Linked DNA regions of Mus musculus: region 2 is linked to region 1. Evidence: chromatin loops called from intact Hi-C (ENCODE). Cell type or tissue: gastrocnemius. All regions are shown on one strand. Links, peaks and the distances in the headings refer to the core of each region. The heading gives the core; the rest is flanking DNA. Region 1 has its middle 36 kb from the start of Gm40376. Region 2 has its middle 7.2 kb from the start of Nampt.

Region 1 (5,380 bases), core at 59-5,058:
GCCTTTCCTGAGAATCCCAAGACTGGCACAGTTTACCCTTTTATCATTGTAAGACTGTGCCCTTTCCCTGTCTCTTAGCCCTGGAAAACTTGATGAAAAGAAGATGCACTGTTTGTCAGAGCCCCTTTACATAGATCAGACTTCTCCTTTAAAAATATTTTTGGCCTCCACTTCTCTCAGTCTATGACCTCCTTCTCCTCTCACCAGGTCCATACCATTGGATTCAAATCCTCCCTTCATTCCATTCTCCAGTCAGGATCCAGAATAAACCCTCCCAGGGCAAGCTGGACGTGCCTAAGCCCTTCAGCTCCCCTTATTCATTGATACAGACAAAACATGCCTCCCCAAGACTTCTAGCATGCCTTTTCAGCCACCTTTTCCCAGTGATTTCCTTGCTACATCAACCTGAGTGACTCTGTTGACATCCTTGAGTCATAGTTTGTTTGTTTGCTTGCGTACTCTGACAGGAAGAATGACATTTAAGAACAGAGGAGATAATGTATACAAAGGCCTGCATGGGTATGAGAGAATGTGGGAGCTAAGGAAGAGAGGTTGGAAGCTGTCTTTGTTAGGGTTTTACTGCTAACACCATGACTAAGGCAACTTCTTATAAGGACATTTAATTGGGGCTGGCTTACAGGTTCAGAGGTTCAGTCCATTATCATCAAGGCAGGAACATGGCAGCATCCAGGCAGGCATGGTGCAGGAGGAGCTGAGAGTTCTACATCTTTATCTAAAGGCTGCTAGCAGAATACCGACTTCCAGGCAGCTAGGATGAGGGTTTTATAGCTCACCCCCACAGTGACACAGCTACTTTAATGGGGCCACACCTTCTAACAGTGCCACTTCCTGGGCCGAGCATATACAAACCATCACAGAGACTGTCATGGCATTCCTCAACCTTGTCTTCAGCTTCCTGCCATTCTTTGCTGTAGCAGCCATTCATCCAGGCATATGATGCTGATCACACCGCTCTTGTTCACATGGTTTTAACCCCCGAGATCTATTTCTAACCACATCTGGAAAATTCTTAGCAATAGTTTTGTCTTCCTTGACAAGCCTAAGAGAAGGCCCAGTCCTGGGCCAGGGCTCAGTGTCTCCCAGTAGGCAACAGCGGCAGCAACTCAAGCTGCCAGCTGCTTGTTCCTGAGGAGGATGGCTTAGGGAGGGTAGTATTACTGTGAAGAGACACCAAGACCATGGCGACTCTTATAAAGCATTTAATTGGGACTGGCTTACAGTTTAGTCTATTATCATCCTGGTGGGGAAGCCTGGCGGTATACAGGCCAAGATGGTGCTGGAGAAGGAGCAAAGAGTTCTACATCTGGATCCTCAGGCAGTAGAAAGAAAGAAGAACAATGGGCCTGACTTGAGTTTCTGAAACCTCCGAGTCCAACCCAGTGACACTCTTGCTCCATCAAGGCCACACCTACTCAAACAAGGCCACACCTCCCAATAATGTCAAACCACCACAGAGGGAGTGTGGAGAGCAAGCATAAGACTTAGGTCATGACCTTGGTGCACCAGCCCACAGTTTACCAGCTTCCTCCTCATTGGTCTTCTCCCTCCAAATAACCCGAGAGAACCTCTCAGGCACAACTCTTGGCCTTGTGGCTTTGCAGTCATGCTGATACTATGGAGCCATTTATTATTTCTTGCCATGTCCAGTAGCCTTGAACTGTAGATGAGTTGCCAAGCAGTTGAGGCTCTGATTTACAGATGGTGAGGTTCTGATGAAAAAATGAGCCTTCTGAGCACACGTGGACAGTGTTTTCTTCTGGCATCTTACAGTCTAGTTATTTCTTCCTTCATATCTTCAGTGAGGGCTAACCATCTCAACACCTTAAAGGGGCAATGACCAGACAGCACCTTTAGGAGGCCCAACTGGCCAAGTGGCTGCTCTCTACACGCAGCCAGAACCGGAGCCACTAGAGGTCCTGAGAAATTAAAGCCCACTATAAGATATGCAGGGAGCCTGCTCCAGAATGCCACTAGGCCATACCCATATTCCTTGCTCTGAAAGTGAAGCCCATCCCAACATATACCATAAAAATATATCACTTGCCAACAAGGCATTTCATGTATCAGACAGGCAGAGGAGCCTTTATCACAAGCTCCCCCGACCCAGCAGAGCAATTATAGCTTTCTTTCTACAGATGAGAAAATGGTCACGATTCTAGGCTCGATGACTTACCCAAGGTCAAGCAACTGGTAAACTAGGGCTTGGCTTAGAGCCCACACTTGGGTGTCAGCCACCTTATTACATTACTGGCATGTCCACCTCCTCCCCTTCCCCATACTTCATGAGCTGAATGAGTAAACTCAAAGCACTCTAAAAAGTACCAGCAGTTTCTGGCATGGAATTAGTATTTAGTAATTGACCTGTTAATAGAGGGATGATGGGAAGAGTTGGCTCTTACTTAAGTAGCCGGCTCTGCTACCAGATGTGTGACCTTGGGCAGTATCTGTCTGTCCAGTTTTTCATCTTGTAATACCAATAATACTGCCACTATTCCAGGGTTGATATGAATACTAAATGAGTTAATATCTGCAAAATTCTGAGAATGGAACCTAGAAATTTCTAGATGCCTTTGTTAAGAAATCTTAACAAAGGGGCTGGAGCTGGATCTTTGAGGTGGCACAGGGGTTAAGAGCACCTGCCGCTCTTGTAGAATTTGATTCCCAGCACCTGTGTCAGGTGGCTCACAACTGGAACTCAAGCTCCAGAGAATCTGCTCTTCTGGCCTCAGTTGGCACTGTACTCATTGTATGTGTATGCGCGCGCGCGCGCGCACACACACACACACACACACACACACACACACACACACACACACATGCATAAATTAAAAATAAAGTAAAATCTTAAAATGCCTGCAGGTACTCATGCACATGTATGGAACAGGATGGTCATGGATGTTGCTACTTTCCAGGGTTTATGTTTCAACCCTGTTCTTACTGTCCAAGTCACCTTGGGTAAATTAGCCAAGTTTCTTTCCACATTAGCCTCAGTTTCTTTCCCTGTAAAACAGAATTAAGATATGTCTCTAGGATGTTTTTATAGGATGAAATACATAATTCAGTTTGGCCCTGTGTCTACTGATTCTGCATTACTGTTCCAACCTACCAACGATCAAAAAGTGTTTTGGTGGTTGTTTTTGTTTTTGTTGTTGTTTTAATTGAAGACTGCCCTGACTGAGGATGGCCTTTTAAGATTTTCCTGCCATTATTTCTAAACAATATAGATTACAACTGTTTTCACAGCATTTACATTGTATAAGGGAAACATGAAAAAGAATCTGAGATGATTTAAAGGCTGTGGGAGGTACATGGTCTTTGGATCTTTGCTATGGGGGATGTGAGCGTCTCAAGGTTTTGTTATCTGCAGGGGTCCTGGGATTAATCCTCCCATGTGGAGCACCACTGTGTGTGAAAGCACCCATCAGCTCAGTACACTGAGGTACTTCATGCTCTTCTCTTTCCTGCAGCCTATTTCTCCTTCAAGTCTCACAAAGGTATATTCTGACCTCTGACCCTCCCTCCAAACCTTTGTTACTGTTTTACCTAAACACCCTGTTACATCTTGCTTTCCTAGGTGGCTCTGTTTCCCCTCACAACAATTCTGGTTCCAACCCTCTAGAGTACTTTGGTAATTTGTGGAGATGTTTAATTACAGCAGTTGAACTTGTAAAGGGCCCAGGAGGACTGCCCACACAGGAAATGGTTAGGGCATTGTATGAGGATATGGGAGGCATCTTGCTCTCCCAGACTAGCCTGGACCCCAGTCTTCAGGCAGTCTAACTCTGGCAGCACCTGTCAGTGAAATCTATCTAGTTCCAGTCTGTCTCTTGGCTGCTTAGTTTGGGCTTATGAAAACAAGAGGGGATTTTAAAAGAAAGCCATTTTTTGATATTTTCATAGGTTCACTGTCGAGCTGTACGCTTTTCATTCAGAGGACTTTTCATTCTCATTTAGCTACCAGATGATCAGTATGTATTGGGTTTGTGTAGCATGAGAGGACCAACCCATTTAAATGTCACACCAAGCCGTGTGGAAACCTGGGTGAAGTCCTTACCTTCTGTGCAGAGAGAATGGAGTTAGGACAAAGGACCTCCATTCCCCATACCCGCTGCTTACATTCGTGTGGATTACAGTCACTCCCTGACTCAGAGTCCTCACCTGAATGCCCATATCTGCACGCTGGTGTGAGATTGAAATGAGAATTGCTCTTTAACAGAGGCCATTCCTGTCTCCCTCAGCTGTGTGCCTGATCCTCAGCCTGGCACCTAGCCTGCTGCCTTTCAGAGTTGCCCATGGCGATTAGGACAAAGAACCAACAAGCAGAATATTCCAACAGAACATTTAGGTTAAGGTTGGTGACATTTTGTAACCTTCTAACCTATAACCTATGTACCGTTCTTGTAATGCAGTAATACACTGGGAAATATCATTTAATAGCTGGACTTTATTCAGCTCTTGAGCAAGCAGCTTGTACTCTAAGGGTCTAAAGAGATGGGGTTTCTGACCGAGTATGCACAGTTGCTTGACTGTGTTTTCTAGCATAGCTCATTTTATCTGTTCTCAAGGCTTTAGACCTTGTTTGTGGTTCATTTACTTCATCTCCCTCTTTCTCTTCTCTCTCTCTCTCCTTTTAAAAATGTGGCTCTATTCTAGTAGAGGCTTTTATACAAAGCTTTTGTAAATTCCTTTTGAAATTATATTAGATTCAGAGGCCTAAGTAAAGGTTGTGTCCCCAAAACAGCTGCCTGCATGAGACAAGATCTTTGTGAAAAACACAAACCAGCGTTCTCTGGATTTACCAGAAGACTGGCTGGCAGCTCCAACCACACAGCTTTGAACAGAAACTTCATCCCTGAAACCCAGGGCTCTCCAGAGAGATCAACAAAGGAGCGAACACCAGACTTCACACTGCTGGCTGCTGCTATGGCTTCTGAGTGTGGTGTCTGTAGCTTCTTCCCCACCTGCTTCTTCCAGAGCAGGTGTTGGCGTTGCTACTGACAACCAAAGCATCCCTATGAAAGTGTGATCCCATGCTTGTGTCCACCACTGCCCTATGCCAAAGCTGCAAGGATGTCAATTCTGGTCTGGCTTCTGGGGCTGATATCTTCTGCAGTCTGGGGATTTTCTAGTGACACACTGTTTTCACTTATACTTGTTTATTCTAACATCTTCAGCTCATCATTTAAGCACAGGTTGATGAGGACTAGGGGAAGACATCAGAATGATAGACATTATGCCATTTCTCAAGTTCTATCACAGCCGCCCCTCCTCTACCCTGATCCTGGGCCATGATACTTAGTGCCCCAATCCTGTCCTTCTTATGTGCGTTTATCACTCAGAAATGTGGACTCAGAGAAGG
Region 2 (5,380 bases), core at 318-5,317, 120 kb before region 1:
CTTTTCCAAATTCCTTCCCTAAATTAATTCCAATCGATTGTGAGCTATCTTGGCAGTAGAAGTCACAGTTTTCAGCAGCCTTGGAGACCATGGAGGATGGATATTAGGGCTTCATTGAAACTATCTCCTCCTGGTCAAAAGAATGAAGTCTACTTCTGGACCTGGATGGAGACATGACATTCAGAACTGCTACAAAACCCAAAATATTACCTGTGACGGTCTCTTTTCATAAGAATTAGCCTACCAGGACCTGCCAATTTCCTGTCCAAGAGACCATCCCACCGTAACCCAGAAAGGCTGATCCACCTAAATCCAGGCTAAGAAGTGGAAGAATAATTAGTTCCTTAAGGAAGATACTATATGTATCTTCCCTAGAAGTCCTGCTCCGGTGTGGGGGCTGGCAGTCGCCTCAAGCAGCTCTGCAAAGCCTGATTTTTCTGAGTTAGTCAGAAAATCTGAACCTTTCTTTTTTCTTCTTTTTCCAAAACATGGGCATGCTTTCTGTGATCCCATGGTCCTTCTTGCTCCTTCTGTGAAGCTACCCCTACACTTTCACTATTAGGATGCTTACATAAGGCAGGACTTTTTCTTTTCTTTGTCTCTGGCCTCCAACTGCCGAGATTTTCAGCTTTCCTGTCCTGTTGTTGGTGGTGTTCCCCCACTAAACTCTAATAGGTTGTTTTCTAGCTTTATTTTTGAATCTGGGTTTTATAAATGAGACTAAGGATATACAAAAGGGAGTCCCAGATTTCCCTAGTAATATATGGGACCCAATGTGGGACTCCCTAAAGTTTCTGATAACAACAGCAATGATCCTATCATTTCTCTCTCTCTCTCTCTCTCTCTCTCTCTCTCTATATATATATATATATATATATATATATATATATATATATATATATAGTATGTGTGTATATATATATAATGTGTGTGTGTGTGTGTGTGCTAGTCATTCATTGCTACAGCTATATCATGTAGCAAATGCCTCAAAGAAACCACCTGATGAGAGCACCAACTTGACTCATTGAGAGTTTTCAGTTCGTGCTCACTTGCTTCACTCTGTGTTTCTTGGCCTTTGTCATGGTTGAAGGGTAAGGTAGAGCAAAGCTAGTCCCATATAAAAGATAGGAAGCAGAGAGAGGCTGGAGGAATGGATTGGGCACAAGATACAGGACAGGGATTTTTAAAAACTACTGCTAGTGACTTGTCTCCTCTACATAAGCCCCATTTCATAGTTTCCAGGACCTCCCAACATTGTCCCAGCAGCTGTGGATCATACCTTTAGCACATAAGCCTATGGGCACATTTATATTCAACACATAATACCACCTACCTTGGACTCACTCAATCTTTTATATTACGCAGATCACCTCTTTCTGTTTTTTTCTCAAAGCCCTCCAATCTTTCAACTTTACTGTAGAGCATTTTAAAGTAGGCAGGCTGTTATACACTAATAGAGAACATCACATAGGTATGAGCTAGCCATTCAAAGCAGACACATTATGTCATCTGGAAATCTGGTATCTGCCACACCACTCATCCAAGCTTCTTTCCCCCATTTTGCTTAGCAGTTATTAAAAAAAAAATACCCTTCTAAAATCCTTACCTCAGACCATCCATCCCCTTCACTTGGAAGATGATATAGTAGCCTATAGTTTAAGGTTTAAACCTAAGGCTATAAGGTACTAAATCCCTAAATATCTGTGAGAGCAGAGGTATAACCTACATACTGATCTGCTTCTAGAGGAAAGTGCAGTACCAGATACATATTATGGGATTGGTAAATGTTTACTAAATCAACAAAGATGGCCCTGTGGCACCTGGTACTGCTTACTCAGACCTGGCATCCCTTTTTATTCCTTTGCTCGCTTAGATACACAGTCCCTCTCCTACAGTCACACTCTGCTCAACCTAGTTATGATCCTGAGAGTGGCTTTAGCCAAGAACTGTGGCCCAAGATGATGTGTGGGAGGAACATTATGAGCTGTAGGTTTTCCATCTTTCCCTTCCTTCTTGTTCCACATCTTGTTGCTTCTGGGCTTTCAAATGCCCACTTAGGGTAGAGTTATTATTTATTCATTTGTTTGTTTGTTTGTCTGTCTGTGTGTCCACTTATTTATTTATTTATTTATTTGACAGGGGAGGCTTAAAGACAGGGCTTGTCTATGGAACAGCCCTGGATGTTCTGGAACTTGCTTTGTAAACTAGATTGGCTTTGAACTCATAGAGATATACTTACTTCTGCCTCAGTTTTTTTTTTTTTTTTTGACTGAGAATTATACATCTGAGCCACTGTACCTGAATAACTGGATAGCTGACGAGAGAGCGTCTGTTCAATAGATTTTTATGGCCACAGCATGAAAGCATTAGTTATGCACTTAGTTTCATATAGTATTATAGTAATGGACATGTGAACAATCAATGCAACCAATTTAGCAAAATATTTGCTTTAGCTAGGGTTTCTATTGCTGTGAAGAGGCACCATGACCATAGCAACTCTTATAAAGGAAAACAGGGCTGTCTTACAGTTCAGTTTAGTCCATTTGTCTGAGTCAGAGTTTCTGTTCCTGCACAAACATCATGACTGTACTGGCTAGTTTTGTGTCAACTTGACACAGGCTGGAGTTATCACAGAGAAAGGAGCCTCAGTTGGGGAAATGCCTCCCCGAGATCCAGCTGCAAGGCATTTTCTCAGTCAGTGATCAAGAGGGGAGGTCCCCTTGTGGGTGGTGCCATCTCTGGGCTGGTAGTCTCGGTTCTATAAGAGAGCAGGCTGAGCAAGCCAAGGGAAGCAAGCCAGTAAAGAACATCCTTCCATGGCTTCTGCATCAGCTCCTGTTTTCTGACCTGCTTGAGTTCCAGTCCTGACTTCCTTTGGTGATGAACAGCAGTATGGAAGTGTAAGCTGAATAAACCTATTCCTCCCCAACTTGCTTCTTGGTCATGATGTTTGTTTGTGCAGGAATAGAAACCTTGACTAAGACAATGACTAAGAAGCAAGTTGGGGAGGACAGGGTTTATTCAGCTTACACCTCCAAACCATTGTTCATCACTAAAGGAATTCAGGACTAGAACTCAAGCAGGTCAGGGAGCAGGAGCTGATGCAGAGATCATGGAGGGATGTTCCTTACTGGCTTGCTTCCCCTGGCTTGCTCAGCCTGCTTTGTTATAACCCAAGACTACCAGCCCAGAGATGGTCCCACCCACAAGGGGCCTTTCCCCCTCTTGATCACTAATTGAGAAAATGCCCCACAGCTGGATCTCATGGAGGCATTTCCCCAACTGAAGCTTCTTTCTCTGTGATAACTCCAGCTGTGTCAAGTTGACACAAAACTAGCCAGTACAGTCTATTATCCTCATGTCCACAAGCATGGTGACTTGCAGGAATGGTGACATGCAGGCAGACATGGTATTGAAGAGGTAGCTAAGAGTTCTGCATCTGGATCAACGGGCAGCAGGATATGACAGTGGGGCACTAGGCCTTGCTTGAGATTCTAGACCTCAAAGTCTGCCCCCAATGACACACCTCCTCCAACGAATCCACACCTACTCCAACAAGGCCACACCTCCTAATAGCACCACTCCTTATGGGCCGGTTTTTATTCAAATCACTACACTTCATCCCCTGACCTCCATAGGCTTGTAGCTGTATGATAATACAAAGTGAATTTAGTCCATCTTAAAAAAAAAATCCTCATAGTCTATATGTCTTAAACTTTGTTTAAAAGTCCAAAGTTCAAAGTCTCTTCTGAGACTCATGCAGTCCCTTAACTGTAATCTCTGTAAAATCAAAATGAAAAAGCAGATCACATACTTCCAACAAGTATCTTCCATAGGAGATATACATATATATATATATATATATCTCCATTCCAAAAGGGAGCATAGTAAGAAAACACTGGACCAAATGACGAGACACAAGACTAGTTGGGAAAACTCTGAACTCGGCATCTCCTTGTCTGATGTCAAAATGTTCTTTAAGTCTCCAACTCCCTCCAGCTTTGTTGACTGCAGCGCACTTTGTTCTCTTGGTCTGGTTCCACTTCCTGTTAGCACCTCTCCCTGGCAGGTATACCATGCCTTTGACATCTTCAATATTTTGGGGTTTCACCTTCACAGCTTCACACAGTGGCCCTTCTGGGCCTCTTTGCAAGGCCAACCCTGACATCCCTGCTTGGTGGCTTGCTTTAGTAGTGGTGAAAGATTTTATAACCCCCCCCCCCTTTTTTTCTATCCTAAAGTCAGAACCACGTGGCAGAAGCTACCACACTTTGCTGCTTGGTGGAGCTGAAATATCACCTTCTCATTCAATTTCATCTTCACCAGCTTTCTAGTTTTGATGGTTTCAATGCCTAAGCTTGACTGTCCTGGACCTCAGTCTCTAGACCCAATCCAACTAAGCCAAAACTCTTCAATTTAGGGTAAGGCAGAATTTTTGGACAAGGGCTTCTGTCTTAGTTAACATTGTATTGCTAACCATGGCCATGACAACTCTTCTAAAGTAAAACTTTTAACTGAGGCTAATTAATAGTTCAGAGATTTAGTTCATTATCTTCATGGTGGGATACATGGCAGCAACATGCAGGCAGTCATGGTGCTGGAGAAGGAGCTGAGAGTTCTACATCTGGATCTGCAGGCAGCAGAAGTGAATGCCACACTAGGCGTAGCTTAAGCTTCCAAGACCTCAAAGTCTGCCTCAGTGACACAGCTCCTCTAAGAAAGGCACACCCACTCCAACGAGGCCATGGATCTTAATAGAACCACCCCCAAAGGTTCTACATCCTTTCCAAATGGTGCTGCCAACTGGAAACATTTATCTAAGTCTTTGGGGTCATTTCACATGCAAACCACTACACAAGTCCTAAAAGTTGCCTCTCAACTGTTCATCAATGTGGTATGTACAGAGTAGAATGTGGGCATGAAAAAACAAGCATGGACCCCCTAGCAGTGTCAAAGGAACACTTGCTGGTGGTGATGCTTCTACGTCAGTCAGAGGCAGAGCAGGTGGCAGACCTTTGTTCATCCTAGCCTGATGCCTGGCTTGGTGGCCAAAACTGTTTTATGCCTAGGACAGGTAAAAATCAAATCAAATCAAATCCAGACAGTGTGCAGTGTCAAAAGGAGTAAGACAGAGACCTACATTCCTCCAAGTCATTCGGTGCAGACCGGAAAAGATGCCCACAGACCCGCCCTGTGTCCCACAGCACAGAACCATAGACACACAGAACACCCTCTACCACCAAGCTTCCACAGTGAGATGTTTTTCTATGCTTTTTTGATTGCTTATTTGTTTGTATGTTTCATGTTTTTTGGAGGGGGAGGTTGAGTGAAGGGTGGATATGCAGGGATGAGAGATGAGAGGCACTGGGGTAGATGAAGT

Evidence for each region. A loop is a pair of places that touch in the nucleus more often than their neighbours do. Peaks named below come from ENCODE experiments on the same cell type or tissue, not always from the same donor. Only the 100,000 strongest peaks of a DNase experiment are listed, where the experiment ranks them.
Region 2: it touches region 1 in a loop (2.8-fold over the local background); 1 of 42 quality-filtered maps calls a loop at or near these places.

The regions. Positions count from the first base shown.
Region 1 is chr12:32,686,420-32,691,799 of GRCm38, reverse strand. No RefSeq gene overlaps it. Among named protein-coding and RNA genes, the nearest start is that of Gm40376, 36 kb to the left of the region's middle. In gastrocnemius, for the core only: no CTCF peak of the experiment used is centred there; a DNase peak (open chromatin) is centred at 2,238.
Region 2 is chr12:32,810,455-32,815,834 of GRCm38, reverse strand. No RefSeq gene overlaps it. Among named protein-coding and RNA genes, the nearest start is that of Nampt, 7.2 kb to the left of the region's middle. In gastrocnemius, for the core only: no CTCF peak of the experiment used is centred there; no DNase peak of the experiment used is centred there.